Linked DNA regions of Mus musculus: region 2 is linked to region 1. Evidence: chromatin loops called from intact Hi-C (ENCODE). Cell type or tissue: left cerebral cortex. All regions are shown on one strand. Each heading gives the region's core, and the rest is flanking DNA. Links, peaks and the distances in the headings are about the cores only. Region 1 holds the start of Pop4 (processing of precursor 4, ribonuclease P/MRP family, (S. cerevisiae)). Region 2 holds the start of 1600014C10Rik (RIKEN cDNA 1600014C10 gene).

What was found. Hi-C counts contacts between places; a loop is a spot of excess contacts. Peaks named below come from ENCODE experiments on the same cell type or tissue, not always from the same donor. Only the 100,000 strongest peaks of a DNase experiment are listed, where the experiment ranks them.
Region 2: it touches region 1 in a loop (9-fold over the local background); 28 of 42 quality-filtered maps call a loop at or near these places.

Annotation. Positions count from the first base shown.
Region 1 is chr7:38,260,271-38,275,141 of GRCm38, reverse strand. It overlaps Pop4 (processing of precursor 4, ribonuclease P/MRP family, (S. cerevisiae)), which reads left to right and starts at 3,794. Exons shown (of 7, transcript NM_025390.4): 1 at 3,794-3,995; 2 at 6,188-6,240; 3 at 7,547-7,773; 4 at 8,938-9,015; 5 at 9,181-9,242; 6 at 10,713-10,814; 7 at 11,833-12,322. The coding sequence starts at 3,989. The coding sequence ends at 11,969. In left cerebral cortex, for the core only: CTCF peaks have their summits at 7,731 and 7,930 (motif pointing right); a DNase peak (open chromatin) is centred at 8,029; H3K4me3 peaks cover 674 bases; H3K27ac peaks cover 149 bases.
Region 2 is chr7:38,175,252-38,190,122 of GRCm38, reverse strand. 1600014C10Rik (RIKEN cDNA 1600014C10 gene) reads right to left here and starts at 6,336. Exons shown (of 4, transcript NM_028166.3): 1 at 6,224-6,336; 2 at 1,347-1,517. The coding sequence starts at 1,506. It overlaps D530033B14Rik (RIKEN cDNA D530033B14 gene), which reads left to right and starts at 6,341. Exons shown (of 1, transcript NR_165180.1): 1 at 6,341-7,551. It also overlaps the pseudogene Gm22203. In left cerebral cortex, for the core only: CTCF peaks have their summits at 5,996 and 7,404 (motif pointing left); DNase peaks (open chromatin) are centred at 6,086, 6,279, 6,908, 7,377 and 1 more place; H3K4me3 peaks cover 1,830 bases; H3K27ac peaks cover 1,793 bases.

The DNA of each region.
Region 1 (14,871 bases), core at 4,169-12,168:
ACTTCTTCTAACCTCAAGACCCAACTATACTACTCCTGGGCACATACCCAAAAGATGCTCCACTATACCACAGGGACACTTGCTCACCTATGCTCATAGCAACTTTATTCATAATATACAGACACTGAGAATGACCTAGATGTCCCTCAAATGAAGAATGAATAGAGAAAATGTGGTACACTTACAAAATGAAATACTACTCAGCTATTAAAAACAAAGACATCATGAAAGTTGCAGGTAAATGGATGGAACTAGAAACTACCATCCTGAGTGAGGTAACCCAGAGCCAGAAAGATACACATGGTATGTACTCACGTGTGAACATTAGCCATAAAATACAGGATAATCATGCTAAAATCCACAGAAACAGAGAAACTTGGAAATAAGAAGGACCCAAGGGAGGATGTGGAGTCTCATTCAAAAGTGGAATTAAAATAGAATTCAGATGTGGATAGAGGGAGGAGATTCGGTAGGAGGGGAGTGTGCAGGGGAACAGGGATGGGGATAAGATATGGGAATGGGGCAGGAGAAGGCCAGGAGAGAGAACAGATATAGATGGGGGACATCTGCACGAGTAGCCGGAGACATGGCATACCACTGAGATATAGGGAGACTGAAGTGGCCACATCCTGTAGCCAGGCAGGACTCCTAGTGGAGGGAGGGGGACTGCAATCCAATCACAAAACCTTGAACCCAAAATTTGTACTACCTACAAGATGTGCAGGGATAAAGATGGAGCAGAGAATGAGGGAATGGCCAGCCATTGGCTGGCTCCACCTGAGACCCATTCCATGGGAGAAAGCCAACCCCTGACATTATTAATGATACTCTGCTATGCTTGTGGACAGGAACCTAGCATAACTGCTTCCTAAGAGACTTCATTCATCAGTGGATGAAAACAGATGTAGAAACCCACAGCCAAACATCAGGCAGAGCTTAGGGAGTCTTGTGGGAAAGTTGTGAATGAGCTTGAGCAAGCTGGAGGGGTCAAGGACACCACAAAAATACCAACAGAGTTAACTAACCTAGGCCCATGGGGACTGACAGAGACTAAACCAACAAAAGAACACACAGGGGCTGGATGTAGGCCCCCTACACATTTGTAGCAGTTGTGCAGCTTGGTCTTCATATGGGTCCCCTAGCAACTGGAGTGGAGGCTGTCTCTGAATCTGATGCCTGCCACTGGACGTACCCACCCCCCCCCCACCCCCCATCCCTTAGCTGGATTGCCTGGCTGGGCCTTAGTGGGAGAGAATACACTTAGTCCTGCTGTGGCTTGATGTCCCAGGGCAGGCAGGGGAGGGGGTGGGGAGGGGCTTTGCCTCTGCTGAGAGGCAGGGTAATGGGGGAGGGATATATGGGGGTGGGACTGGGAAGGGAGAGGGGGAGCAGCAGACAGGATGTAAAGTGAATAACTAAATAAATGAAAAAAGTGATATGATTTTTAAAAAAATAGATTCTGGGAACTGGGAAGATGTTCAGGTATCAAGAGCGCTTGTTGCATTTCCAAAGGTTCCAGCTCCCACACTAGGTGGCTCCAAACTACCAATAGCTTCGGGTCCAATGGAGTTCTCTTCTGACCTCTATGGATAGTTCATTACACACACACAAACAGGAGGGGGGGGGAGAGAAGGGGGAGAGAGGAAGAGGTACTTTTTAAGAAATCTCTTTTAAAAAAAAATATAGATTCTTGGGGCTGGAAGGACTTGGCTGGAAGAGCACCTGCTACTCTCCCAGAGGACCTGTGTTCTATCTCCCAGCACCCACTTGGCAGTTCACACCTGTCTGTAACTCCCCTTCCAGGTCTTCTTGACACCTCACATTGACATAACTGCAGGCAAAATACCAATGAACATAAACTAAAAATTTTAAAATACAGAGATTCTGGGCACCCTTCTGCTAGGTAACTCTGAATTTTTGAAACCCTTCACTTGTCTGCTTATTCAGACAAGGTCTCCATGTGTATGCTAAGAGGGCCTCAACCTCTCTATCCTCCAGCCCCAGCCTGCTGACTGTGCACTCTTGTGATAAACTTAATTGACCAAATAAATCAGCACACACTTCATTTGCTCCGTCCATCACTGTCAACTACTCTCTCCAGTACTTTACAATCATAAACAACAATCACAAAAACTCTAGTAGGTATCTTTTTTCATACGGTTTTCTGAGGATGACAAAGTTAGAATCTCTCCTTCTTAAAAAGAAAAAATAGTAAGCATGCCATCTGTGGTGTCACTGTTACTCTGAAAAAAAATAAAAAATTAAAAAAAAAAACCACATCCTACTGTAATCTGAGAATCACAGGGAACAGTGACATATACCCAAAGCTATGCTAGATATTTGAAAGGGTCCATTAAAAGACTCCTAATAACTGGTCTAGAGAAAAGGCTAGCCTGGGCCTTTGTGTCCCAGATCTTTGAGAATCACTTTTGTCTTTTATCATAATGACAGACACTAATGTTCCAAGTCTGAAGAATGCCTTCTAGACTGGATATAATAAGATAGACTATAAATTCCAATGCTCCAGAAGGCCAGGCAGGAATGTTGCACTTTCAAGCTCAGCCTAGACCACAAAGCAAGTGTCTGGGACACTGTCTTCAGTGAAAAAGAATCAATTTTTTAAAAGAGCAAACATTTTGAGACCAATGGGGTAAGATGCAATGAGCACAGGAAAGAAAGGAAGGGAGGGAGGGAGGGAGGGAGGGAGGGAGGGAGGGAGAGAGAGAGAGAGAGAGAGAGAGAGAGAGAGAGAGAGAGAGAGAGAGAGAGAGAGAGAAGAAAGAGAAGAAAGAAAGAAAGAAAGAAAGAAAGAAAGAAAGAAAGAAAGAAAGAAAGAAAGAGAGAGAGAAGAAGAAGAAGATAGGTGCCTTTTAGACATGTAAAACGTTTAACTAAGGAACCCCATGTAAAACGTTTAATTAAGGAACCCCAGTACACCCAAGGCAGCACCTGATAACCAGAACCCAGTTACATCACTCAAGACAACTAGACACAGTCCTAGAACCCCATGACACCCAGTGGACAGTGTATTAGTGGGCACCAAGAGCAATGCTCTGCTCTGCACAACTGAAGAGAAGCCACCTTCATCTGCCCTGCGGCTGGAGAGTAATCTGACACTCCAATCAAAAACTTCTGTTGGAGACTGGACCTGACCTTCAGCTAAGATAAGTCACACAGGAGGGTAGCCTTGGGGAGATAGGCTTAGGTAGTTAGGAATTTAGGGGGTGAACCTATGAAATGACCGTTTGCATAATAAAATGTAACTTTTGTTATACTAGCTACACTAACTACACGTCTCTACCTTCTTGCATCCGATAGCAAATAAACCTACTCTTTTTCTTTACTAATAGGAAAAAGACCTTTGAACGAGGTCATAAAAGTATTTAGTAGCAGAAACAGGACTAAATACCCCCGGCCACCAGTACAAAATATGACTAGTATTCTCGGGAGTAAATTCTAGATTACCCAGGGCAACACTGTAAGCCTCTTGCTTAAAAAAAAAAAAAAAGGAATCCCACAGTCGTTACCGCCGATATCCCCGGCCAACTTGTGCCCTCCCTCGTCCCCAATCTCCCTCGCGTCCTCTCTATGGCAGCTTGCTCTCGCTACATTTCATTAATCCTGACCCCCCAACACGACTACTCCAGTTACAGACACTTGCATACTGAACACCACAGCAGACCCGCAAAATCCGCTCCTCTCTCAACCACAGAGCCTGTGCCAGTGACGGACGCACACAGATGCCGTCGCGTCAATGACGTCAGAGAGGCGCCCGATCCGAAATCTGGTCGCCATCCCCTGACGCAGGGTGGAGCAAGTCCGTGCACTTTGTTAATTGTCTCTTGGGCTTATCGGATTTTTCCAGTGGAATTTTAAACAAAAAAGCAGCGTCCCGGCGGGAGAAAGCCGCTGAACAAAGCGAAGAAAGGAAAGGAATGAGTGAGGCCTGAAGGAGACATCGCCAGAGAGCTCCGGAAGCTGGCCGACAATGAAGGGTAAGTGGGATGAGGGACGCGGAGCGGGGCCGGGGTGGGAATATAGAACCTCGGAACTAGAAGTTGGCTTGGGAAATGAATCAGGGATACCTGTCTCAACAGAGTCCTAAGGCAACTTCCAGGGAATTACCTTAGTACACAAAAGAAATGGAGGCCCGGAGTCTGAATCCGCCGTCTCAGTCTCTTAGCTAGGAATAAATGTCAGGATCGAGTTTGTGTGCTCTCCTCAGGGGCCTCTCGGGGGAACTAGAAGAGATGGGTCCAAGTTCTTGACCGGACCTAGCTACTACCTTCCCGTATAACTTCTGTCAAGGACCTGCACCCCTCTGCCACCTGGTTTTCACCCTTGCCCCTGTAAAAAGCTGCTGAGGGGCAGTATCGTACACCTAAGGCTTTGGAATTTGAGCCGAAAAGAGCTGTGCCCAGAAGGGCAGCCAAGCACTGGGGCAGTACTAGAGGAGAGAGGTAAAGATATTGCCTCTGATTTGGTGATTCATGCCCTTTTTGTCTGAGAACAAGTTTCTTAGCGTGTCTCAGCTACCACTTTATTATGTGCATAACAAAGAAGAGCTACTGTTAAAAATTGCTTAGAAAGATTAATGACATTAAGATAATATATATGCACACTCACTCAACCAACCGCTTGACAAGCTGTGAGTGTCCCACACCTACTGCATGTTGCAGAAAGACTTTCAACTTTGATGCGAGGCATCTGGGGTAAATAAAACAAAGTTCTTCCTGGGATTCCAGCCCCTGCATGTTTATCACAATAAAGTTCAATCTTGATCCATTGTTCAAGAGAGAGCTAGATTCTGTATATAAAACTTGTGGTACCTTGGTTTGTTTGCTTGGGTCAAGCATATACTCAGGGAGACAGAGATGGATTGTTTGTTTGTTTGTTTGTTTCTTATTGTTGCTGTTGGGATAAAGTCAGCTATGTACTCCTGACTAGCCTGGAGCTCACCGTGTGAACCAGCTCGGCCTCTACCTCTCAAGTAATGGGATGGATCAACCATGTGTGCCGCCACACCCAGCTCAGAAGTGCAGTGTATAGGGTGTAGTGTGAACTGCACTTTCTGGTCATGGGCCCTTCCTTTTCCCATTTACTCCTGTAGTCTCTGCCCCAGTGCCACCATGATGATTGCCTCCAAACAAATAAGAAACAGGATTGTGGAGGTTTAAAGAGGTTTCATCATCATGAAGATAGTATGTAGAGTTTGGAAAAAGACTATTGTATTTTATCTGGTCAGGATACATTATAGATTTTAAAGTGTGAAAAATCTGTTTTAAGCCTCTCTTAGTAGTCAGCAAAATGTAGTGTTTCAACCATATACAGCCTACCCGTTAATATCTCCTCTCTTTTAGTGTCTAGACTTACTAGACTTACTGGGCCACTGCCCAAGTATAATTATACCTCCTGGGTGTTTAAAATCAGATCAACTCTAAATGTGACCCAGCGAGGAATTTTTTTGGACATGCTGAGTCTGGAGTAGGAACCAAAACCCTCCGTTTTAATAAGATCCCAGCGATTCTTTAAGCCTTGAGGAGTTCTTATTTTGTTTTGTTTTTTTTGTTTGTTTGTTTTGTTTTGTTTTTTGTTTTTTTCGAGACAGGGTTTTCTCTGTATAGCTCTGGCTGTCCTGGAACTCACTTTGTAGACCAGGCTGGCCTCGAACTCAGAAATCCTCCTGCCTCTGCCTCCCAAGTGCTGGGATTAAAGGTGTGCGCCACCACGCCCGGCTTGAGGAGTACTTTTTTAAAAAAACTACATCTTGGGAATTTCTAGGACAAAGTTGGCAAGAGGGAAGAGTAAGAAGTATCTATGGTGGTTCATGTGTATAATCCCAGCAACTAGCACCTGGGAGCCTAAAACAGGATGTGGGTTGGAAGCTAGCCTAGGATACAAAGCAAGACCTTATCTTAAAATGAAGGAGTAACACATAAGAGGGCTGGGGTCTGTATCCACAGTGAAGCACTTGCCTAGCATACATTACACTCCCCTGGCGTTAGTCCCCCAGCACTGCAGAGTAAAGCAAAAGGGATCAACCAAGAACGTTTTTCTTTTTTCTACTAACCCAGTCTTCCTTCTCTGAATAAGTGTACTTCTTAGCATAGTTAGAAAAGCCCCGGCTAGTATTCTCATTCCTAACAGGAATAATCATCTCTCCATATGTTTGTCTTTCCTCCCCCAGCTGCCATCTACCATGCCTTTTCTCATAAAGAAGCCAAGGACCACGATGTGCAGGTACAGTCTTCAGGGGTGGGCGGCCAGCAGTCGAGGTGATGGCAAAGCTGGCTCAGTATCTTCTAAGACTGGCTTAGCTGTCCTTTCCCATGGATTCCTCCTTGACTTTACACTCTGAATATCAGGCCCCATAGACATCTTTTGTGCTGATGTCTTCATGAGCCAGACTCTGTTCTTAGGGCACCAGAGTCAGCTCTGAGGGACTTGGACTCCTTGATTTCCCGTCATCTCCCACTCTGCAGGAAATGGCAGCCTGTGCCCACCTGAAGCCAGTCTTGCTCTTGCTTCTGTATCCTGGTCAGTGCTCAGCCCATTTCCTAAGTGGATGTTACAAGTTCTGTCTGGATGTTTCATGGTGCTTTGTCATTTGGGCAACAGCTTCACCTGTGGCTCCTAAAGAGAACATAGCCTTGAAGTCAAGATTTTAAAAGGCCAGTTAACCTTTAATTTTTAATTCCCAGTGAAAGAGAGACCACATGTATATTTAAAAGAACCAAACTGTCGTCATATCAATGATGGATTGTTTAGCCATCCCTACCTTCAAGTACCTTGAAGGTTGTGTATTCTGTATTTTCACTCCCTTGCTTTACCATAGAGAGGGTAGAAGTCAGCATTCATACGTTAACCTAAAGCTGGCAGTTAGCCCAGACTTGGCCTTACTGTGCAGTTAGTGCAAAAAAGAGCCCAGCCAATGGCCCGGGGAAGAGGTTGGTCCTCAGGTAACAGGGTTTCAGGTGATGAAGGCCAAGTGAGGTACCTGTTGCCCAGTGAGGAATAGACTGTTGCTGCCCTAACTCCAGAGGAAAAGCGATTAAAGAGGACTGTGAAGCTCACTGTCAGAATGCCCCCTCAAAGGACGTGACTTTCCTGGAAACCACAGGCAGTTTCCCCTAGTGCTAGACTGGCTCGTTTTCCTAAGAACCCCAGCTCCCTTCCCCTTTAAGCTGGCCTTGTAGTCATGACTGATTAACCTCTATCATCCATGTCTCAAACTTCCTTCCCCACAAGGATTAGAGAAGTACTAAATTACAAAAAGTTTTGAATCCTCAGTAGAGGATCCTCAAGAAGCAGGACAGGAAGTCATTGTTTGACCTGGCTGCAGTGTGGGACACTGTCACAATTAGTGTATGAGTGTTTCTTTTACATCTTGGCAGTTGTGCGTAGCAAACACTTGGCAAGAGATTTGTGAGCCTCAGTGGATAGAGAGATGGATCAGCAAAGATAGTGGCTTTCTGGAACAGGGTATGAGGGCCCTGGGGTCTGTGGGCACAAGAACCGTGAACAACACCACTATGTCTCCGAGCAGGAGCTGGGAAGCCAGCGGGCTGAGGCCTTTGTGCGGGCCTTCCTGAAGCAGAGCATACCTCACATGAGCCAAGAAGACTGTGAGAGCCATCTGCAGCGCAAGGCCGTGATCTTGGAATATTTCACTCGCCTAAAGCCAAGGCCAAGGCCAAAGAAGAAATCCAAAGGCCTCTCTGCCAAACAGAGGAGAGACATGCGGCTCTTTGACATTAAACCAGAGCAACAGAGGTATGCCCATCTTTCCTAATGGTCTTACCATCCAACCTTGCCTTGTCATCTTTGTCAGGGTTCAAGGACTGGGGGGGGGGGGGGCCTCACTGGACATCCCTACATACTCATGCTCAGGTACTTCTTGCCACAAGAGGGCAGCCTCCCCCTTCCAATTTCCTTGTGCCTGTGCTTGGCCTCTGAGGGGCAGGCATTGGTGAGACTGAGGGTTCTCATCACTTAGCTTCTGTCCTAGCCTCACTAATAATAAGTGAGTCTGTTTTCCATGGCAACAGGCTGTTTGCTTTCAGCTTTCTAGAAAAGAGGAACTGATATGCCTTAATGTGTACTTTCCTGTAGCTTTGAACATAACTAGACAGTATCACCCACTCAGAGGTTACTGCCAAGGAACGGTCCCACCTACTCATTTCAGACATTTCTGAAAGGAATACATCACTGTCTTGTGGGAGGATGTCTTTCTTGATATAGTTCTGAGTTTGTGTTTGCAGTTACTGTTTACTGGCTTTGTATAATGCACTTTAGCCACATATCTTTCTATGTCCCAGATGGCATGACAGTGTCACTTTGCCAAGGATCTGCCTCTCTGGGTTCCTTGAAGGAAGTGCTTGTTTCTGATTTGAGCCATTGTTCTTGACTGCCTAACCCTGTGCACCAAGACATATGATAATCACCCCAGAGGAAAGCTTCCGGGCTCTACTCTCGCCTTCTACACAGTCCTGTCACCTTACAGAAGGGATTGCTCCTCCCAAGGACTATTAAGTTTAACCTCCTGGAAGTGTGGGCTAAGAAGACTAATGTTCCTTTGCTCATTTGTCTTGGGAAAAGGAATGTGGATGAACAGCACCTGGGTCATTATGGCTGATGGTGCATCGCCACCTTCAGCTGGGGGTCTGAGCCAGGGGCTCCACCATCGTATGTCTGGCCAGGAGGGTGGGCATCTAGGTGAAGGACCACCTTTTTGAGAGCAGATATTTAGCCTTGAAGAGGTTCTACCAGGGAAGAAATTGAGTTCGAGTAGCAGGTTGGGGAGTTACTTGGCACTTTGGAGAGCCTTGGCCTCCCACACAGTCTCCGGTGCTCCCTTACGCTCATCCTCAGCCTGGAGCCCAGCTCTGTGTGCTGCGCGCTGTAAACGCCGAGCTCATGCTTCTGGCTTCTTTACAGATACAGCCTGTTCCTCCCTCTCCATGAACTCTGGAAACAGTACATCCGGGACCTGTGCAATGGGCTCAAGCCGGACACGTGAGTTTTAGTTCTGAAGCCGTGGAAGCCATGGGAGCAGATGCCAAGCCTGGAGAGCATTAGAGATGCTCTGAGAAACCAGCAGGCTGTGGGGTTGTGTTTGTGTTTGCAGTTACTGTTACTGGCTTGTTACCGACTCTTCTCTGTGGGCTCTTCACCTCCTAGGCAGCCACAGATGATTCAGGCCAAGCTCCTAAAGGCAGATCTTCATGGTGCTATTATTTCAGGTAATTTCTATGAATGCATATAGTCATCTGGAGATTGTTACTCAGTGTAAGTGAAGTGTGTGTCACAGCATTCAGCCTGTCATCTGTCACTTGGCATCCCTGAACTATCTCCAAGTCACAAGCAGTGAGGATCTGAGATAGTTGTGATCTAACCCATCCTGGTTCCTTGTTAAACACACACTAAGTGCTCTCTTGGTGCCATCTGCTCACACTGTTGGAATCGAGGCTCTAGCCGATTCTCTTGGGCCCAGATTCCCTCCCATCATGGTTTCCAAGGGGTCACCGCCAGTGCAGACTTTTCCCACGACTCCTTCACCCCATGACACCCAAAGCTGCCTGGATGGACATCCAAGAGCTACCTCAGATTAGCTATCCAACACCAAGCCGTTGGTCCCCTGAGGTCAGCTGTCTCTGATCTGCTTGCCTCATCTCCTAGAATAGCACAGCTTGTCCAGGCTAGAAACTAGGAAGTACATACAAATTACCTCTTTCCCCAATCCTCTACCTCAAGGACATTAACACACCTAGCTCCCAAATCTGACCCACTCCCTCAAGGTGCTGCGACTACTTTCTCTGGCCTCCCCACACCCTGCCCAGGTCACATACTGTTTTATTCCCACATACACTACAAGGTTAAATACCCAGAATGAAGGCTGCAGTCAGACTTCAGACTGCTGTTTACGTTACCCGTTCTAGGCCTCTAGCAGCTTCGGTGTCCTTTGGCCACTTTGTAGCTTGCACACCAGTTGTCTTTGCTTGAGTCCTTCATTCAACCAAGGGGTTCTGCATATGCATGTACCTCGGTCCCCTTTCCTGATGTCACTTCTGAGAGTCTACTAGCACTAAAGTTTCTTCTTCCACCCCCATTCTGTTCTTATTTTCCTTGTAGCCATTATCAGTATCAAGAATTAGAATTGCCCGTGTTTTACTATACATTGTCCTCTACCACAGCTTCAGCTCCACAGGAGCAGAATACAAACCATCTCATTCAGTGTCCTGCCCCAGCACCCTCCTAGCTCACTGGGCACATAGTTTCTTCTGTGAATGCTGACTACACGGAAGCGGAAAGGGGCCTGCCTATGAGGTGGCTCATGCCATTGCTAGGCAACTCTATAGAAGGACTACATTCCAGACAAAGTTCAGGAGACCCAAAAGTAAATGATAGATGCCCTGCCCATGGTGTTTGCTCCAACAGCAGTACACTGGACTTGTTGGTTCTGTGTATTACCTCTCGGCTCCAGAACCCTGCCCAAAACTAAAGGACACCCAAGAATAGCCAAGAGATCATGAAGCACAGGACAAGGGGCTAGGAAGCCTGGGCTCTTGCTAGCTGGGTCACTGCCCAAGAGCCACTATCTTCTGAGCACTTTCTTCCTCAGCTTAGAAAAGCCCATCTTCCTGTCTCTGAGGCTTGGCAATGACTGCCAGCACCACCCAGTCCTTACAGTCAGTTGCCTTTCTCCTTTGCAGTCACGAAATCCAAGTGCCCCTCCTATGTGGGAGTTACAGGAATCCTTCTGCAGGAGACCAAACATGTCTTTAAGATCATCACCAGAGAAGACCACCTAAAAGGTGAGTGCTGTGTCCCCAGGGTATCAGATGCCACTATATCTCCCTTCCAGGTTTGCTTTCCTGTGGAGTCAAACAGGTTGCAAGTGCTTACTATGATGTGAGTGAGGTCGCTGCCTATGTGGCTCTCCCAGGAGACATCTATGAACACAGCCTGCAGCCTGTCCATGAACAGGACAGAAGAACTGCTTGGTTGTTTCTTGGATCTCTACCTACCAAAGTCACCACCTCTCAAATGAGTAACTAAAAGAAAGGCAGGAGAAACCAAAGCAACCTATACCTGGAGTTCTGAGAACTGCACCCTAGTTCTCTTGAGTTTTAGCAAGTTCCAGCAGGTACTCTGGATCTTTTGGGGTCTCTGTACCTGACCTTACCCACATATCCAGAGATTCAAACAACAGATGGAGGGTTTGTACTCATTCCTTTATCTGTTGATTCTGGAAATTAAACCCAGGACCTCTGTCTACTAATCCTGCGCTCTGCCCCTGGCTTACCCCCAGAGCCCTGCTTCATTGTTTTTCCATGATGTTCTGCTTGCACTGTAAGTCTAAGGAAGTGGTATAGAAGTTTCCTCATGAGCACACATCTAAGAACCTGTGCAAAATTGTATGGAAAACCCTACCTGGTGGTGGGCCTGGGAGCCTTCGGTCGTGGGAGTTGAGTCATTCACCCCAGAACCTGTAATTAGGCATTGAGTTACATTTAGACTGAGTCAAATGGCCCATGTCTCCCTTGGTATTTCTGGCTTGATCTCCTCATTCCTATAGACTTTTTTTAGACATTCTCACTATCTAGCCTTGGCTAGCTTGGAACGTGCTATGTAGACCAGGCTGCCCTTGAACTCAGAAATCTGCCTGCTGCCTGGCTTTGTCTCCTAGGTGCTCGTATTAAAGTGTGTGCCACCACACCTGTCCAACTCACTTGAATACAAGTATGTATGAATAATGCTCCACACAAAAATGAATGCACTCCCCATGTTGCTTCTCATCCTTTTTTCCCCCTCTTTTTTTTTTCCCTTCAGTCATCCCCAAGCTGAATTGTGTGTTCACCATAGAAATTGATGACTTCATTTCCTACATTTATGGAAGCAAATTCCAGCTTCGGGCAAGTGAGCGGTCTGCCAAGAAGTTCAAAGCAAAGGGATCAATTGACCTGTGAACTCTGCCACTGGAGACAGATGTCCCTGACACTGAAGAACTGGAAACTCCCTAAATACTCACTTTTTCTTGAAGAGCCTCTGGCTGTAGCCCGTCTGTAGTCCAGGGAAAACAGAGGGGCTGAAGAGCATCGAACAACTCGGGAGAAAGCTAGGGGTAAATATTTGTACTGTTAGGTGACCTTAAGTTAGCTTTAGTTCCACAGGGAGGAAAGACTAGCAGAAACACACCAGGATTAACCTTGGGTCATCTGAAGAAGGGGGCATTTAGGCTCTGCCTTTCCTACTTCTCTGTGTATCCTGAACATTCTAACAAAATCAGCTATTGAAATAATAATAAAACCAGACCACGGGCATAAATGGCTTCAAATTCCTGTACTTCTGCTGGGTTGAAAGGAAGGGGGGGTTGTGGCTCCCTCACCCCATGGCCACCTCCCGTCTCCGATTGCTTTCACGGTATGAAACATCAGATCTGACTGGAAGTCATCTCAGCTCCAAACCCTGAGCTGCCTACACTTTGCTGCTCTCACACACAGGCGTCGTGAGCTTGCTAGATGGCTCAGATTTGGCTACAGTAGTCAGAATGGGGCAGAGGGCCAGATCTGCCAGTACCATTGGAACTGGGCCAGCACTCCAGGCTGGTATCATGAAAGCCTTGTAGTTGAAACCTGGTTCACAGGAATCACTTGCCCCTTGCTTGTAAGAAGCAAATGTCTGCCAGCCAACTCAGAAATTCTCCTGGCAACACATGTAACCACTCACAGGGAGGCGGTGGTGCTGGTGGGGTCACTTCCTGGATGGCTCCGACTCAGATCACACTGAGTGGAAGAGAAATGAGTAAGGCTAACATTCTTCATATGACAGAAAAATAGAATGCTTACTCCCAGAACCACCTACAGTGGTTTGAATAAGTATGGCCCCATGTAGACTCGTGTGTGAATGCTTGACCCATAGGGAGTGCCACTCTTAAGGAACTCTGGCCTTGTTGGAGGAGATGTGACACTGGAGAGGTGGGCTTTGAAGTCTCAGGTATGTGATCAAGCTTTGCATGGTCTGGAATGCAGTCTCCTCCAGGCTGCCTCCAGATCAAAATGTCCAACTCTCAGCTTCTCCAGCACCATGACTGTTTAAATGGTGCTGTGCTTCCCACAATGATAACAGACTAAACCTCTGAAACTCTAAGCCAGCCTCCAATTAAATGTTTTCCTTTATTAGAATGGTAAATCTTCACAGCAATGGGAATTCTAACTAACCAGCACCCCCAAGTACCACAGTCTGGACCTGTTCTACCACTCTCTGGACCCCAGTTCTATCTACATCATCAAGACATTCCTCATGGCACTCCCCAGACCCACCTGACCCCTGTTTCCCTGGTGGAGGGCACACATGGGCTCTCACCCTGAAAGTGAGCATTACTCAGGTCTCATTGACTTTACCCAAGGAAAGCTGAGATCTGAACCAGAAAGGCTGGCTCAGGGACATGGGCTTCCCAGCAGGATACCCACAAGAATGTGAAAGACTAGAATCAAGTATGTATATGTTCCTTACAAGGAACACCATCTTCTGTGTCCAGTGACTACTGTTGTACCTGAGTGAAACCGCATGTGTGCTATAACATCGAGCAGAACTATTCATCCACACCCTCTGAGATGAAAAAGGCACACTATGTTGCATAGTTATGTCCCAGAAAACTTGCTGGGGCCAGCCCCAACTCAAGTTTCCATTGACTAGCTAAGGATGTTCTCAGGGAAGACAATGTGATGCTCCCCTGTCACACTGTCTCTGCGCTTTTTGCCTTGTCTAGGATGTGCTACTGTTGTATCACTAACCTCCCCCAGGGGACCAAGGTCCACAACATCTTCCCAAGCACTACTGATGAAGTTGCACATGAGACTACATAGAGTATGGCTAGCCAAATCCTTACAGTTCAGAGCTTCATGGAGGGTGGTATGGTACTTGTCACTTGTGACTCTGTCTCCAAGGAACAGGACTATGGTAGAAACAATAACGAGCTCTGTTGAATGTAAACCATGCACTATAGAAACATGGGTGCCAGGGAGGGTCTGATAGAAACCAATGGGAAGAGCAGTTGGCACCTCAAAAAGGGCTCACTGCTGTCAAAGTTAGTTTCTGCTAACACCTCCTGACTGGTCAGCAGCCACCTCTCACTCTTCATATGGTCTATCCTCAAGAAAGGGACGCTCTAGTATATCTAAATGATACTGGTCCGTCGAATTAACATCTTGCCCTATGAGCAATTTGTCTCTTAAAGATCCTATCTCCAAACATAGTCATACTGGAGGTTAGGACTTCAACATAGGAATTTGAGGAGTCTTAGTGCACAGTACAATAACAGCTATAGAATGTTCCTAATTAGAAAAAGATGACCAGGAAGGTGTCAGTATCCAGCCCCGACTCCAATCAGCAGACAACAGTCTGGGGTTCTCTGGAGTTCCTCTGGTGTATCATATCCTTAGGCCACCAGCCAGCTCAATCTAACTGCTACACTTCAAACTCCTGTTTTCCTGAATTTTATGGGCTTTAACTTAGGGCACGTGGCCACAGTATCCAGAGTCTTGCCATTGTCAGCAGCCAAAGTCCTCACTCCTAGTTCTACCGGCATTAGATAGTCTGGTTGGAGATGTGTAGAATAATGGGGTGGCTAATGTCAACCTGACTGGATTGAGAAGTGCTTTTAAAAGTGCACTTCTCATAGCCGGGCATGGTGGTGCACGCTTTTAATCCCAGCACTCGGGAGGCAGAGACAGGCGGATTTCTGAGTTTGAGGCCAGCCTGGTCTACAAAGTGACTTCCAGGACAGCCAAGGCTATACAGAGAAACCCTGTCTCGAAAAACCAAAAACAAAAACAAAACAAAAACAAAACTGCACTTCTCTGTGTGTCT
Region 2 (14,871 bases), core at 2,536-10,535, 83 kb after region 1:
GTACTACCTCCATACAGAACATCAATATTTGATTTACAAGAGTACTTAATGCAGTGGGGATATCAGGACATCGATGCACAAGTTGCTACTAGACCTTTGGAGAAAGGAGAAGCTATGTGTCTTTTAAAGAAAATGAAGCACCCACCGTGACCAGGGGCCAGAGGCAGCAAGTCCAGACAGACTCTGTTCTTGCTCAACCTGAATAAAATATGGGCTGCCACAACAGAAACAGGACAGGACATAGCCATATGATACAACAGCCCCAGCCAAGCGTCCCCAGGACACTTAGGTAGGAGTGGAAGGTGAAGGCAACTCTAAGGAAACGAGATGTGGGCTGTCTTCTCCTGTCGTGGGAGGAAGTTGATGTCTGAGCTCCTGTCTGGGCCATCTGTGTGTGTTCTTCCGTTTCTATGAAATGTAGCTTTCGTTTAATGCAACCTTCTCAGATGTCAACACTGCCACTGAAGGGAAGTACAGAGTAAGCGGGAAGGGGTGTCGGCAACCTGGGAAACTGAAACCAGCCTCAGCACAAAAGAGCCCCCCTCTGCCCAGCCTGCTAGGATATGGGGACTGGAAACCACAGCAGTCAGTGAAGAACTGCCCAGCTGCACGTGGCAGGTGCCCAGCCTATGTGGGGATGCTAACCATACTGTGCTGAACAGTCCATCAGAGGAGAAAGCAAGCACACTGAGCCAAGAGAAGCGGGAAGCAGCAGTCCGTGGTCTCTGCTTCAGCGCCTGCCTCTAGGCTCCTGCCCTGAGTTCCTGCCCTGTCTCTCCTTCATGCTGAAATAAACCCTTCCGACCCCAAGCTGCCTTTGGTCATGGTGTTCTCTCACAGCAGGAAAAGGCACATAAAGACACAGCCACACTCAAGGAAGGAAGTTGGCGGGCTTAGCTTCTTCTCTGGGTCCCTTCTCGGGACCCAGACACCCAGTACTTTTAGACTCAAGGATAGATATATCTCTAGAGAAAGGGCAGAAGAATTCCAGGAAAGGGTTCCTGGCATTGGAGGAAAGGTGCCTGCAGGCTCTGAGAGATACAAACACCAAGGCCAAGAGAATTCTGCATTACACAAAAGCTCAGAAGCTCAGAAGCAGATGGGGCATACCATACAAACAGGACCAGGCAGGCCATGTGACTGGCACCATTCGTACTTACCAGGTCATTCTCCCATGTGTTCCCAAAACCCCAACCATGCTGGAGGCCTGAAACACACTTTGTAGCTCAGGCTATCCTTGAACTTCCCATGTTCCTGGATCCCAAGTGCAGGGATGACAGGCCTGACCCTTGAGCTTTTATGATAGCCCCAAGGCTGGCTGTACCTGTAAAATCACCCTCACTCACCAACAGCTATTCCTGGTGGGCCACCAACCAAGCCACCGACGAAGGCCATTGCCCCCGCAACCATGGCACCCTTTCCAGAGTGCTTGACGGCCGCCTTCATCTTCCTCTCCTGGGAAATGGAGCACAGAAGCCTCATGATGTCATCTACCATGATGGGCATCTCAGCAGACCCTAGGAGATGATTCAGAGAGATAGATAGGTGGGCTTTGGTGTTTGCTCATTTTGTGTACTTAAAAAAAAAAGTATACATGTGTCCTGCTGCATATGTGTCTGTGCCCTCAGAAGGCAGAGACCCACTAGACTAGAGTTACAAACCATTGTGAGATACCATGTGGGTGCTGGGAATTGAACCTAGGTCCTCTGGAACGATAGCCAGTTTTCTTAACTTCAGAGTCATCTCTTCGGTGCATGTTTGCATTTGTTTTTTGAGATAAAGTCTTGCTACATATTCCAGACCAGTCTGGACTCATAATCATTTTCTCTCAGGTTTTTGAGTGCTGGGATAATAGGAGAGATACTACCACTATACCTTATAGCTGAAAGGAAGATTTTTTTAATACACTTATGAGTATTTTAACCCAATGTAACACTTTATAGCATTTTAGAAGGAGCTCCCATCTTCTGGGAAGAATTGCTTGGCCATGTGCATGCCAGAGAGGCACGCAGCCCTCTGTGCTTCTCTGAAGCCAAGAGCCTGGGCATGAGCTAACAAGCTACGGAAGGAAGCAGCCGAGTGGATGAAAGGTCTTTTCTGCCTTCTGATTAACTTCAGACTTCTGACAAATGAGGAAACAGCCTCAGCCACAGGCTTCACTTGCTCCTACCAAGCTAACCTGACCTCTCACACAAACACACTTCCAAAGTGGCTCACGAAACCTTCAATGTATAAAGGCTGTCAGGAACAGGAAAAGCCAAATCCAGATGGCCTCTTGATGTGACAAGGTATCTGAGCCAAGCAAGAAAGTGGGGAAAGGACAAGATTCTGAGCCACACTGGCACTTGCCTGCTGAGCCTGAAGCCAATAGTCAGATACTTAGCTTTAATATGGAGTGAAAATGGGGCTGAAAGTACAATTCTACATGGGAGACAATATGTTTGGCATGAACAATACTTAGAAAAGAAAAGAAAAGAAAAGAAAAGAAAAGAAAAGAAAAGAAAAGAAAAGAAAAGAAAAGAAAGATGAAGAGAGACCATTTATAGGCTAGGTCCTTGTAAAGGATGAGCAAGAGGGATGCAGAGTGATTGACTCTGCACTGTGGACCCTGTTGGGACATTACAGGCAGAGACAAGAGCTAGGCATGGTACCACAAGGCAATACTCAGTACTTGGGAAGCTAAAGCAGGAGGATTATGAGCCCGTGGAGAGCCTGGGTTAGATAGCTAGACTCTCTACCAAGATAAAAAGAATAATGATTACTTAGTTAATTAATAATAAAGAAAACCAGGAACAGTATAAACTACCGAGATGAAACAATCATAGAACAAAATAACTGAAAGATCTCCAGAGGCTGGCTGCTTGGCATGGTGGCTCATAGGCCCAATTTTGGCACTCAGGAAGTAGAAGAAAGGTCAGATGAGTCTGAGGCCAGCCTGGGCTACACAGTGAGATCTGGCTTGCCTGCCCTACAGAGCAAGAGACCATGTCTCAAAACAAGAGCCACCCGGGGGCTTGCAAGATACAGGAAACCATGGGCTTGCAAGATACAGGAAACCACAGGCAGCCCTGAAGAACAGTGAGCCTACGAGCAGTTTGCTAGGATCAGGACGCATTGCCTTGCTGGCTGGGAAGTGAGGGATAGAGGCATTGCCATAGGTGAGGTGGACTGTGCCCCACAGAGGGAGTAGTAGGTAAGGAGAGACCACACGCTGAGAGGCCACCTCATAAGGCTGCTGAGAAAAAGCAGCAGATGTGACACTTCCAAGAGACGCTTCCTGCTCCCAGGAGGCTGAGGCCTTAGTCAGCTGAGGGAACTTCCTGAGGGAGTCCCAGGCTACCATCAACAGGCTGACATTCTCCTGGGCTTTGCTTGGTTTTTCTTGATACCCAAGAACTCCGCAGAATCCAAATCTCTTCATGTAAAATTGTCTCTGAGACTCTGGGAGTTCTGGGCCCTTATAAGGAACCCACGGAGCCACCATACTGTCACAAGGGCTATTTTAAAGAACTTCTGGGGGACTGGAGAGATGACTCAGTAGTTCAGAGCATTGACTGCTCTTCCAGAGGTCCTGAGTTCAATTCTCAGCAACCCCATGGTGGCTCACAACCAACCACCTGTAATGGGATTTGATGCCCTCTTCTAGTGTGTCTGAAGACAGCAACAGTGTCATATACATAAATAAATCTTAAAAAAAAAACTTCTGGACATTGTATGTTGTGCTCTAGTCCTGGAAATGTCCAATTTTGTCACCCCCATCCCCTTTTGAGATTTCTTTACTTACTATGTAACCCAGGCTAACCTGGAACTCATGGACCTTCTGTATGGGGTTCCCAGTACTGTAGGTGTGCACCATCATCTCTGACTTCCTTATCCATGCTGACAAACTTTAGATGAATACCTTCCTTTCAAAAGACTAATACCCCACCCCCAATCTGTAAAGTAGCTAAGCACTTCCTAGTTTAGCTTTGGTGCACAGCCAGCTTTTGGGTTTTTTGTTGTTGTTGTTGTTCAGGTGCAGCCCAGGTCTCAGAGGACTGCAGGACACCACCCATACTCGGAAGCACAAGGCCTGTGACATTCTGGTTCTGAGGGCCAGCTTCAGCACCAGCACAGGCACCAGTCCAAATCACAGAATAAGAATCTGCACTCTCAAAAAGGTGGCTTCCTAACAAGACAAGGCATGTGAAGGAGTTAGGACAGAGATGCACACAGCTGCCCCCTCATCCATAAGGAACACACAGGGAGACTCCAGCAGATGCTTGAAAGTACGGTCAATCCGTCCAGCCAGCCTTTTTGCTCTGGTTTCTTGACCTTGTAACTCCTAAGCTTTGGGGCCATTGTTAAATAAAACGAGGTTACTTGAGCTCATCACTACTACTACTACTACTCAGAATGAAATTTCTAACCATATAGAACAGCCCATGACTTAAAACTTGCATAGCATTTCAAACTCATGAACTGTTCATTTCTGAATTTTTTTTTCACTTACTACTTGGCTGTGAGTAGCCGAAACTACAGAATGTAAAAGTGTGGGCAGGGTGGGGGGAGGGAGCTGGGAATGAGTACTGGACTCACCCATCTTACCCCTGATTACCTACTCAAAGAATTATCTACCTCCAGATTTGCTCTGAATAACATTAAGTCAAAGCCCATGGAGCAGAAAAGAAAAGGTTCCAACATGCACATGCCATTCTCAATCTCTACCACGCCCAGACAAGCCTTTGCCAGAAGACAAGCCAGGCTCCTTAGCAAGTGTCAGGGGGCAGGAGAGCCGGGCAAGAAAGGTTCCGCCCCAGCTGGGCTTCTGCAGTCTCCAAGGCAAGGCAAGGCTGGCCTAGGTTTCCTGAAGAGTAATTCCAGAAGTTATGGCAGCAACAGGCTTTTGTGGTGAAAGAAAGGTTTGGGACCTGGAGTCTATGTGAAAGCTTTCACTTTCTGAATTCTTCAGGCTCAAGAAATTGAAAGGTAACACGCCCCATTCTCCTCTTTCCAGGGGCCACCTCTGTCTGTCTGCGAGGAAGAGATGGGGGGCGCAGAAGACAGGACCTTCCCACGGGAGCAGAACGACTTCAATAATGCTGTCCTCAAAACAGGTCCTGTTCACCGGAAGTCCATCTGCCAGCCATAGGGAAGACAAAAGCTAACTGGGAGCCCTGATGTCCTATAGTCACCCAGACTGGAGGGAAGATGACAGCAGGGCTCCCATACACAGAGGAGGTGAAAAACTCAAACCTTTGGACAGCAGCCTGACCTGAGTCCAATCAAGTTGTGAGGAACAGAGGAGGAGGCCTCAGAGTAACAGGGGGCTCCATGTTCTTTATAGCAATCTTAGACGAAGCTGGGATTCAAATCCCCAGAGTAGAGGGAGGAAATGTGTCAGGGGTAGGGGGTGGGTAAGGGGAGGCTGCAGGGAGAAACAAACAGAAACTGAGTGGAAAACAGGTCTTTGGCCAAATAGCAATATTTGCTCCCCTGTCTGGAATTCCCCAGTTGTACTCTGTCCTCTGTGAAGTTCATCACCCTGTTCTTCCAGCCTACTAAGTTGTTTACTTACTTGATTGTTGGTATTTAAAAATAAGAAGATATCGAGGGTGTGCTGGCTCCCTCCCATAACCCCAGCATGGGGGAGGCTATGGTAGGACTCCCAGATCAAGACCAGTGAAGGTTACATAGTGAGACCCAGTCTCAAACTAACAGCAATAATACAATCTTACATATATCTTAGATCTTCCTAATTTCTCTTGAAAGATCAGAAGTGGTCAGTGGTAGGTTCGCTACATAGCTCGCAGAGTTAACTGACACCCATCACTCAGCAGCACCGTGCCCTCTGCACCCGGCCATGCATGCACCTTATCTACTTAGTCATAGAAGAACGTTTTTCAACAACAGCTCCAATTAATCTGGCCCTTTGATCCCCTGACATTCATTCCTGGCCATCCCTAAGCTAGAGCCCAGATTTCCTCCCTCTCTGGGCCAAGCACAGCAGTCCGCTAGGCAGAAGGCATAAACTGTGGGAAGACACCGCACCGCGCACGCGCACTCCCAAGCATCCAGGTTGCGGCTGGAAGCGCACGGAGCTGCTGACTACTCCAACCTCGGCGCTGCAGCTTAGGCCTTCAGTGTCTCAGGTCCTTTGCATTGAGATGAACAGCTCTAGCACTGGGCCTGACACCGTAGGGTCCCCGACCGGCTTCGCAGACCCCGGCTTCCCCGCGCGCACCTTTACCGAGCTGGAGTCTGGGACCGCCAAGGCACTGAGGCCGGCTCTGCTCTGCCAGCTCCAGAGAGGCGTTCACAGGCCACCGCCACCCTGGCTCCGCCCTCCCACCTTCCGGCTCCGCCGGCCTTCCGGGTCGCCGAGCTCTGGGTCCCCATGAGTCTGGGTCCTCAAGATGGGACAGGCCTGGGGAAAGATCTTGATGGCGGGGCGAGGCGTCCCTTCCGCGCCCCAGCGTCTGATTGACTGACACCAAGACCCAGGCTAGGAAGCTCTGTGCCTGCGGAAATGGGGAGCATCTGGGAGGGGACTCTGTGTCGCGAGGACCCGCTGCCCCCACTTCCTCTCCGCCTGGCCACCCCACTCAGTGCCCAACCTCACGTTTAGGATCTGGGACGGTTCCTGGAAGGTTCTCCTCGATCGCCCTTTGCGCTGGCTGGGTCTGTGACTTGCCGGACCCTTTCTCCCACAGGGTCCTGGACCTGGGAGATGATAGAGGGGCTTGGCTGTCAGGAGCGACTGCTGGTTAATTAACGCTGGGGCCTGCGTGGGACGCGCAGGGGCTGGTATAGCTTTCAGACCTCCTAAGACCAGAACAGAGCCCACTCCACTTGCAGGGCAAAGGGAGCCACTCAGAAAGAGAGCAGAGTAACAGAAAAATCCAGAGAGGCCTAGGGAGCAGTCCCCGCCCCCTGGTCCCAAGGACTCTAGGGCTGGCCTGAAAATATGCCAAATCTGGTATCTCTCCCAATACTGAACTTTAACCCTGAGCAAAGTCTTGAGTACGCACGGTTGTCAGTGACAAACTAGATACAGAGGGACTGGGCTAGCCAATGCCACCCAAATAGAGAGTGTGGCGAGCGAACTCCAGTCTAGGTCCAAGTGGCCCCTAGCGCGATCTGCCAGGTGGGGGTGGAGAGCTGCTGCGGGCATACAGATGATCTGTGCAGGGCCATATTATTTCTTCTTTTCTGTCTTCTTAGAAGGCCTCGAACCCCTTTTAACATCAAGATTCTCCTGGCTGGAGTGGAAAAGTCTGTGCGTTTTCGAGTAGGAGCTTTTGCCCGAGTTTGGGTGACTTTCAAGAGCCAAAGTTAACTGAGGCTAAGAATAGATTAGCTCCTTGCTCTCTGTGGAGCTATGAGGTGAGGCGCTTCAATGTCCCCCGCGGGCAGCGCCCTCTGGTGGCAAGGTCGAGAACCGGACTCGCTTGTTTTCTCCTTTGCCTAAATATCAGAAGTATGTAGCAATGATGGGAACAGGAAAGTTCAGTGGAGAATAGAGACTAGGCTATAAGACATCCACACCGACGATGAATAAAGCCCTAAAATTATCACCCTGACACCTAGAAGTGTTCCTAGACAGCCAGTAGCGGCTGAGGCCGTCTGTGAAAGAGGTGCACAGTAGGTGTGTGTACATCCACAATCCTGTTACTCAGATAGAGCTCCTTCTGAGGCAGAAAGCTCAACAATTTGAGGCTAGCTACCAGGTGCAGGGGTGTACACCTTTAATCGAAGCACTTGGGAGACAGAAACAAACAAATCTCATGAGTTTGGAGCCAGCCTGGTTACAAAGAGAATTCTAGCTGACCCAGGCTACATAGTGAAACCTTGTCTCAAACAAACAAGCAAATCCATCAGGGTTTGAGGCCAGCCTAGGCTGCAGATGGAGACCCTCCCTCAACTTTCTTCCTTCCTATCCCCAAGTTCACACACTGAAAGTCTTTAGTAGTGGACCTTTGGGAGGTGACTAGTGGCCTCATATAAGAAGCCCAAGGGAGCTTATTGTCCCCTTCCTCCATCTATGAAGTGCTTAGCTACACTAGACCTGAAACCTGCTGGTATCTTAATTTTGGACTTCCTTGTCTCCAAAGAAATTGGTTCAGTAGCTCAAATTCCCTATCCTTGCTATGTTGTTACAGCAACTTGAAGGGACTCCCCTGACACTCCCCTGAGCCTGTAGGAAAGATTCCTTTCTGTCTCTCTTAGCTTCTGGTAAAGTTACCAGTCTTCGATAACCCTTGGCTTACAGTGTTAATCTTCTCTATTGCTGCATGGATGTGTGGTGGGGGCGGGGGAGGGGAGGACAGTCTTCTAGCTGCAAGGAATCCCTAACTAAGACAGTTAGATACACAGTGACAGAGTTAGGACTCCAAGTCTTTTCGGGACAATAACAATTCAACCTGGTGGTCAAATGAGATTAGCCCACATAGGCTCATATGTTTGACTATCTGGTCCCCAGTTGGTAGAACTGTTTTGAGAAGTGACCTTGTTGATGGAAGTGTGTCACTGGGGGTGGATTTTGAGGTTTTAAAAGACTGATGACATACCCAGTGTGCTCTCTGCTTCCTGTCTGTGGACCAAAATATAAGCTCTCTGAGGCTGGAGAAAAGGCTCAGTGGTTAGGACTACTTCCTCCTTTTCTAGAGGACCTGAGTTCAGTTCCAGCATCCACGTTCATTTCACTACCACCTTTAACTCCAGCTTCAAAGGGCTCTGATATCTCTGGCCTCCACTGACAACTGCATCTGTGTGCACAAACACACTTAAAAATTAATAAAAATAAGTGTCTTAGGGTTTCACTGCTGTGAGCAGACACCATGACCAAGGCAAGTCTTATAAAGGACATGTAATTGGGGCTGGTTTACAGGTCCAGAGGTTCAGTCCATTATCCTCAAGGCAGGAACATGGCAGAATCCAGGAAGGCATGGTGCAGGAGCTGAGAGTTCTATATCTTCATCTGAAGGCTGCTAGCAGAATACTGGCTTCGGGGTAGCTAGGACTAGGGTGTAAAAGTCCGCGCCCACAGTGACACACCTACTCTGACAAGGCCACACTTCCAAATAGTGCCACTCCCTGGGCCAAGCATATTCAAACTATGACAATAATTTTTAAAAAGACACAAGGGGCTGGAGAGATGATCAGCGGGTAAGAACACTGACTGCTCTTCCAAAGGTCCTACATTCAAATCCCAGCAAACACATGGTGGCTCACAACCATCCGTAATGCCCTCTTCTGGTGTGTCTAAAGACAGCTACAGTTACATATAATACATAAATAATCTTAAAAAAAAAAAGACATGAGCCTCTAGCTGCTGCTCCAGTCACCTGCCACCCTGCCTCTCACTCTGCCACCATAACCTCTAACCTTGAGATTGGAAGCCCAATTAAACCTTCTCTTTTATAAGCTTCCTTGGTCATGCATGATGTTTTATCAAAGCATCAAAAAAGCAGCTAGGACAAACCCATAACATCAGGCACTTGCTGAATGCCAGCTGTGAGCACTACCTCTGAGCACCTGCCCGAGAGATGCATGCCCACTCCATGGCACAACACACACAGAACCCTCAGGCCAGGCCTAAGTCAAGCTTGGTGTGTCCATGAGGACCACCAACACTTCAGTCTTGAGAGATCTCTACTCTGAAAGTGCCGTCCGTCAGAGCCAAGATGTTTGGAGACTGACGACAACCTCGTGTTGGGCTCTGTCACTCTGATGAAGGTTAGTTCATTCTTCGGATTTCGGTAGACGGTTATCACATCTCGTTCCAGTCTGCATGTTTGCTGGGGCATTCCATGAACGGTCATCACTGCCAGGATTATTGTCATTCCGGCCCTGTAGAGCCACAACTCCCTCAGGCTTCCTCACTGCTGAATCTCCCAGGCCCCCAGCCTTTCAAGTGCCAACTTACTCAAGTGCAAACACAGCTTCCAGACAAAGCCCTAGGCAGGCTCCCAACCCTCCCTTACTGTCCTCATACAAAATGAGCACAGGAGCCCAGGCTCTCAACAACCTGAGCATATTGTGAAGATTAAAGACGAGGGGAGACAAAAGGTGTGCTGTCCACTAAGAACAGGACACTGGCTGAACCAGCACACTGGCAGTGACCAGGGTTTACAAGGCATCCTGAGGATTCTACGGGAGAATTTACAAATGAACTGGACAGAGCTCTGTTGCACCCTAAAGCTGCCTACTGCCGGGTATTTGAGAGGCTGAGGCAAGAGGATCATTACAAAGTTGAGGCCACCATGAGCTACATAGCAAGATAATGTCTCACAGAGATGAAACACACAGGCATGAGGAGATGGCTCAGCAGCTAGGAGCACTAGTTGCTCTTCCAGAGCTTAGACTTTCAGCACTCACATGGCAGCTCACTTTAACTCTAGAAATCTTTTGTTTGGTTGTTTGTTATTGTTGTTGTTTTTGAGGTAGGGTTTCTCTGTGTAGCCATGGTTGTCCTGGAACTCACTCTGTAGACCAGGCTGGCCTCGAACTCAGGAATGTGCCTGCCTCTGCCTCCCCAGTGCTGGGATTAAAGGCGTGCGCCAACACTGCCCAGCTCACTATAACTCTAGTTCCAGGGAAATCTGACGCCCTCTTCTGATCTCTGTGGATACCAGGAACACAAATAGTACACAGACATACATTCAGGCAAAACTTCCATTTACATAAAATAAAATTTAAATTTAAAATAAGAACCATATTCTAGGAAAGTAGAAAGGACACTTGCTATTTGGGACAAGGAACCAGAACATCATAGGCGCCAGAGAGGATAATGTGGTGAATGTGGTCCAAGTGTATGACATATTTGAACAAAATGACATGAAACCTAGCTCTCCATACAATACATATATGCTAGTAAATTTGTTTTTGTTTGGTGGAGTTGTGGCAGGGTCTCACTATGTAGCCTTGGCTGGCCTAGAACTCACTACATAGACCACAGTGGCTTTGAATTTGTGGCAATCCTTCTGCTTCTTCCCCCCAAGTAGTGGGATTAAAATCGTGCAATACCACATTCAAGTAGTAATTTAAAAAAAATGTAAAAAGAATTAGACCCACTTCAAACCCCACTCATGAATTTTAGCTTTCCAAATACAGTGTAGAGATGACTTCTGGATGAGCCCTGAGGAATGTGTCACAGATGGCCCTGAGGGGACTTTGGAAGATTACAATGCCATAAAAGATTTAAAAAAAAAAAATCCACCTTGCCTTCCTCTCAGGGTGCGGGAGAGTCTCACACTGGAAGACTTATTTAGTCTGAGAACAATGGGTTTCAATGGTTCTGTTGAACATGCAATTCCCACACAAGTATTTCTATAATTATCCTGTTTCAGTTATGATACAGTCTCTGGAACAATGGGACTTTTATTGTATTGCTATATCTGTTATAATAGATGTTTTATTACAGAAAATTATGGTAGAGTCACTCCTACGATTCTGAAGTTTTTATTTCAAATTGCTCATAGAATGGAAATCCTTTTTTTTTTTTTTCCTAAGTAGTTTTTACTTTAATGCTGCATTGGGTGCATTTTTTAAAATCCTAGTCAGTTTGAGTGTTTCCTCAACAGCCGAATGTTTTCTTTTGCTTCAAACACATACTGTGAGGTCACTTGTATCTACTTGCTAGTCATCCCGGTCAGCATGCTTTCAACCTTTTCTCATCTAGAGGATGCTGGAGAGATAGCTTAGCAGTCAAGCACACTTACTGCTTTTATACAGTACCTGGGCTCCATTCCCAGCACGCACACAGCAGCAGCTCACAGTCACCTGTAGCCCCAATTCCCAGGGATCTGATTCCTTTTCTCACGTCCTCGGGCACCAGGCAGGAAGGTGACACACATATACACATGCGATGAAACACTCATACATATAAAATAAATAATCTAAGTTTTTAGGTTTATCTTGAAAAGTTGTATAATCTGCACTGTGTGTGTGTGTCTGTGGGGGGGGGTGATTTGAATATGCTTGGCTCATAGGAAGTGGCACTATTAGGAGGTATGGCCTTGTTGGAGGAAGTGTGTCACTGTGTACACAGGCTTTAAGGTCTCCTAGTGTTCAAACTCTGCCCAATGAGAAGAGAATCACACACACACACACACACACACACACACACACACACACACACACACACACACACACATCCGGCTGCATTTGAATCGAGTTGTGGAACTCTCAGCTCCTCCAGCACCATGTCTGCCTAGATGCTGTCATGCTTTCTGCCATAATGATAGTGGACAGAATCTCTGAAACTGTAAGCCAGTCCCAATTAAATGTTTGTCTTTGTAAGAGTTGCTTTGGTCACCCAATCTCTTTGCAGCAATGAAACGCTACCTAAGATGGGGGGGTGGATATATGTGTGTGTGCTTTTATATTAAGCTTTATCTTTATTATTTTTAAATCATATGTAGGTATGTGTGTCTGCATGTGTGTATACATGACTGCAGGACCCTGAGGCAAGAAGAAGGCGTCATGTCTCCTAGAACTACAGTTACAAATCATTGTTCAATCTATGTCACTTGGCCTCATGTCCTTGGACAACACACCATGATGGAGAGAGTATGTGTCAGAAGCAGATCTTTAGCACAGAGGGAATGGTGATGGGGTCAGAGCCCCCAGGATAGAACACTCTCAGGACCACTTCCTTCTTCTATGCTGTGCTGTTCCCACTTCTTAATAATGCCACTGAGGGACTGGTCCACTGATAGGTCAGTGCAGAGTCCTGCATGGCCGTGCAGAAGGGACAGCGGGATGCAGTTTCCGCCCTGGAGTAGAGCTAGGCGGGGTGTGAGCCTAGGGTGACAGTTGCTAGACAGAAGGCCTGTTTGTACATTTTACTTTATGTTCTTCCTTTGGAGCAATGTCCTCTCTGCCATTATCATGACCCCATGATAATCAGAGACAGCACAAGTCCAGGAGTCAAGGGTGTGTCTAATGTCCTTAGCAAAATGGGAAATGCAGTGACCTTCAGGACAGCCTTTAAGGCTGTGGCAAAGAACTCTGAAAACATGAGTTCAAGAATGTATAATTTCTCAGCTATGCAAAGTATGAGGATGCAATATGAATTATATGAGGGGCTTCACAGATCTAAAAGAAGAGAGGTGCTGAACTATGAGCCAGCTTGTCAGAAAGATATTAAGGAAGGAGGTAAAGAGATTTAGGAAGTGCGGATCGCAGAGCAAGATCCCACCCAGCTAAATTTATTGTTTGTGCTTATAAAGGCTGGTGGCTCTCTGAATTCAATTTGCCATGTTTTCTTTTAAAAAAAAAATGTACTTGCTATCTTTTCTTAAGAATCAAGGGCCTGTAGTCATAAAATGCTGATTCACAGGATAATCAAAAGGGAACTTGGAATAAATGACTGAATTGATTATATATATATATATATATTTAGTCTGAATAAAAAATAAAATATAAAAGACTAGTCTGCAAGAGAAAGTCACCCAGGGAGAATGGTTTAGAGAGCTCTTTTGGAATTTTTTTAGCAGGATTTCTGACTTTGCTCAGAAAACCCAAGAATATTTTCTAGCAGCTTTTCTGACTTAGGTTGGAAAACCCATGAGCTATCTAGAGAGCTTTTAGAATTTTTCCTAGCAAGAGCTCAGCTGTCTGGAGAGCTATCTCAAGCAGAGCACAAGGCTGTCAGAAAGCCACAGATGAACTTGGAATTGTTCTTCTGGCCACGCCCAGACATCCCTTCCCCAGAGCCCCTCTCCAAGCCGAGGCTGGACCTTGGGAGGTCAGAGTCCTCAGAATACAGTTATTTCTGAGAGGATCATCACTGACACGCCCAGAAGTGTGCCTCATTAATATGACTCCCCCAAGTCATCAGCCTGCCTGTCCCTCCCTCTCTCCTGTCCCCTCCTTCTCCTTTTCTTCTTCCATTCTTTCTTCAGGGTCTCACTATGAAGCCCTGGCCTGGAACTCACTATATAGACTAAACCATCCTCAAACTCACAGCCATGTTCCTGCCTTTGCCTTCATAGTACTGGGATTAAAGGTGTGTGCCATGGCATACCCCCTCCCTACACTGGTCTTGAGAGACAGAATCTGACTACATAGCCTAAAAACTGTCTTTGAGCTCATTATCCCCCTGCCTCAGCCTCTCCAGGACTAAGAATACCAATATGAGCTGCCAGGCCTTGCTTCGTAGGATAGTCTGAATTAAAAATAAAAGTCTGGTTGTGTTAAGATAGAGGTGCTGTATGCTGCCACATGTGAGACTCTTGTGACATTAATAATAGAGAAATCAGAGGCTTAGCTTATCCTGTGCACAAGCCCACACACCATGCCCACCTCACTAGATGCTTCTTAGTCCAGTCAAACTGACAGCTAAATAAACCACGGACAGCAGTGGCTTTGGATCATCCCTGGGAAAGGGGAAGCCTCAAATCCTGGGCTGCACACCCAGCTTTTAAGCCATTCATCCTTCCTACAAGAGAATAAGGTCTACGGAAAGTCCCCCACCAGTACTACACTCTGGGAAGCTGTCTCTGACCTTATGTCAAGCCAAGAGATGCTGCTGATGTTGGAGGGGCAGATCCTAGGTCTAGAGAAGCATGGAGGCCCCCAGTTGCACACTAAAAAGTTAATGTGCAGTGTGTGTGTGTGTGTGTGTGTGTGTGTGTGTGTGTGAGTGGTGAGGGAATATGGGTATGGGTGTGTGTGCACATGAATTTGTATGCCCCTGAGCCCAGAGACCTCCAACACCACAGGGACTGACGTTATAGGTGATTATGAACTACTCTATGTGGGTACTAGGAATCAGGCTCAGGCCACTTGATCTCTGTGCTCTTAACTTTTAAAAACAATCTCTTCAGCCCCAGGCAGGTGAATTCTTAGGCTGATGAGGGAATAGAAGACAGTGTCAGGCTGTTG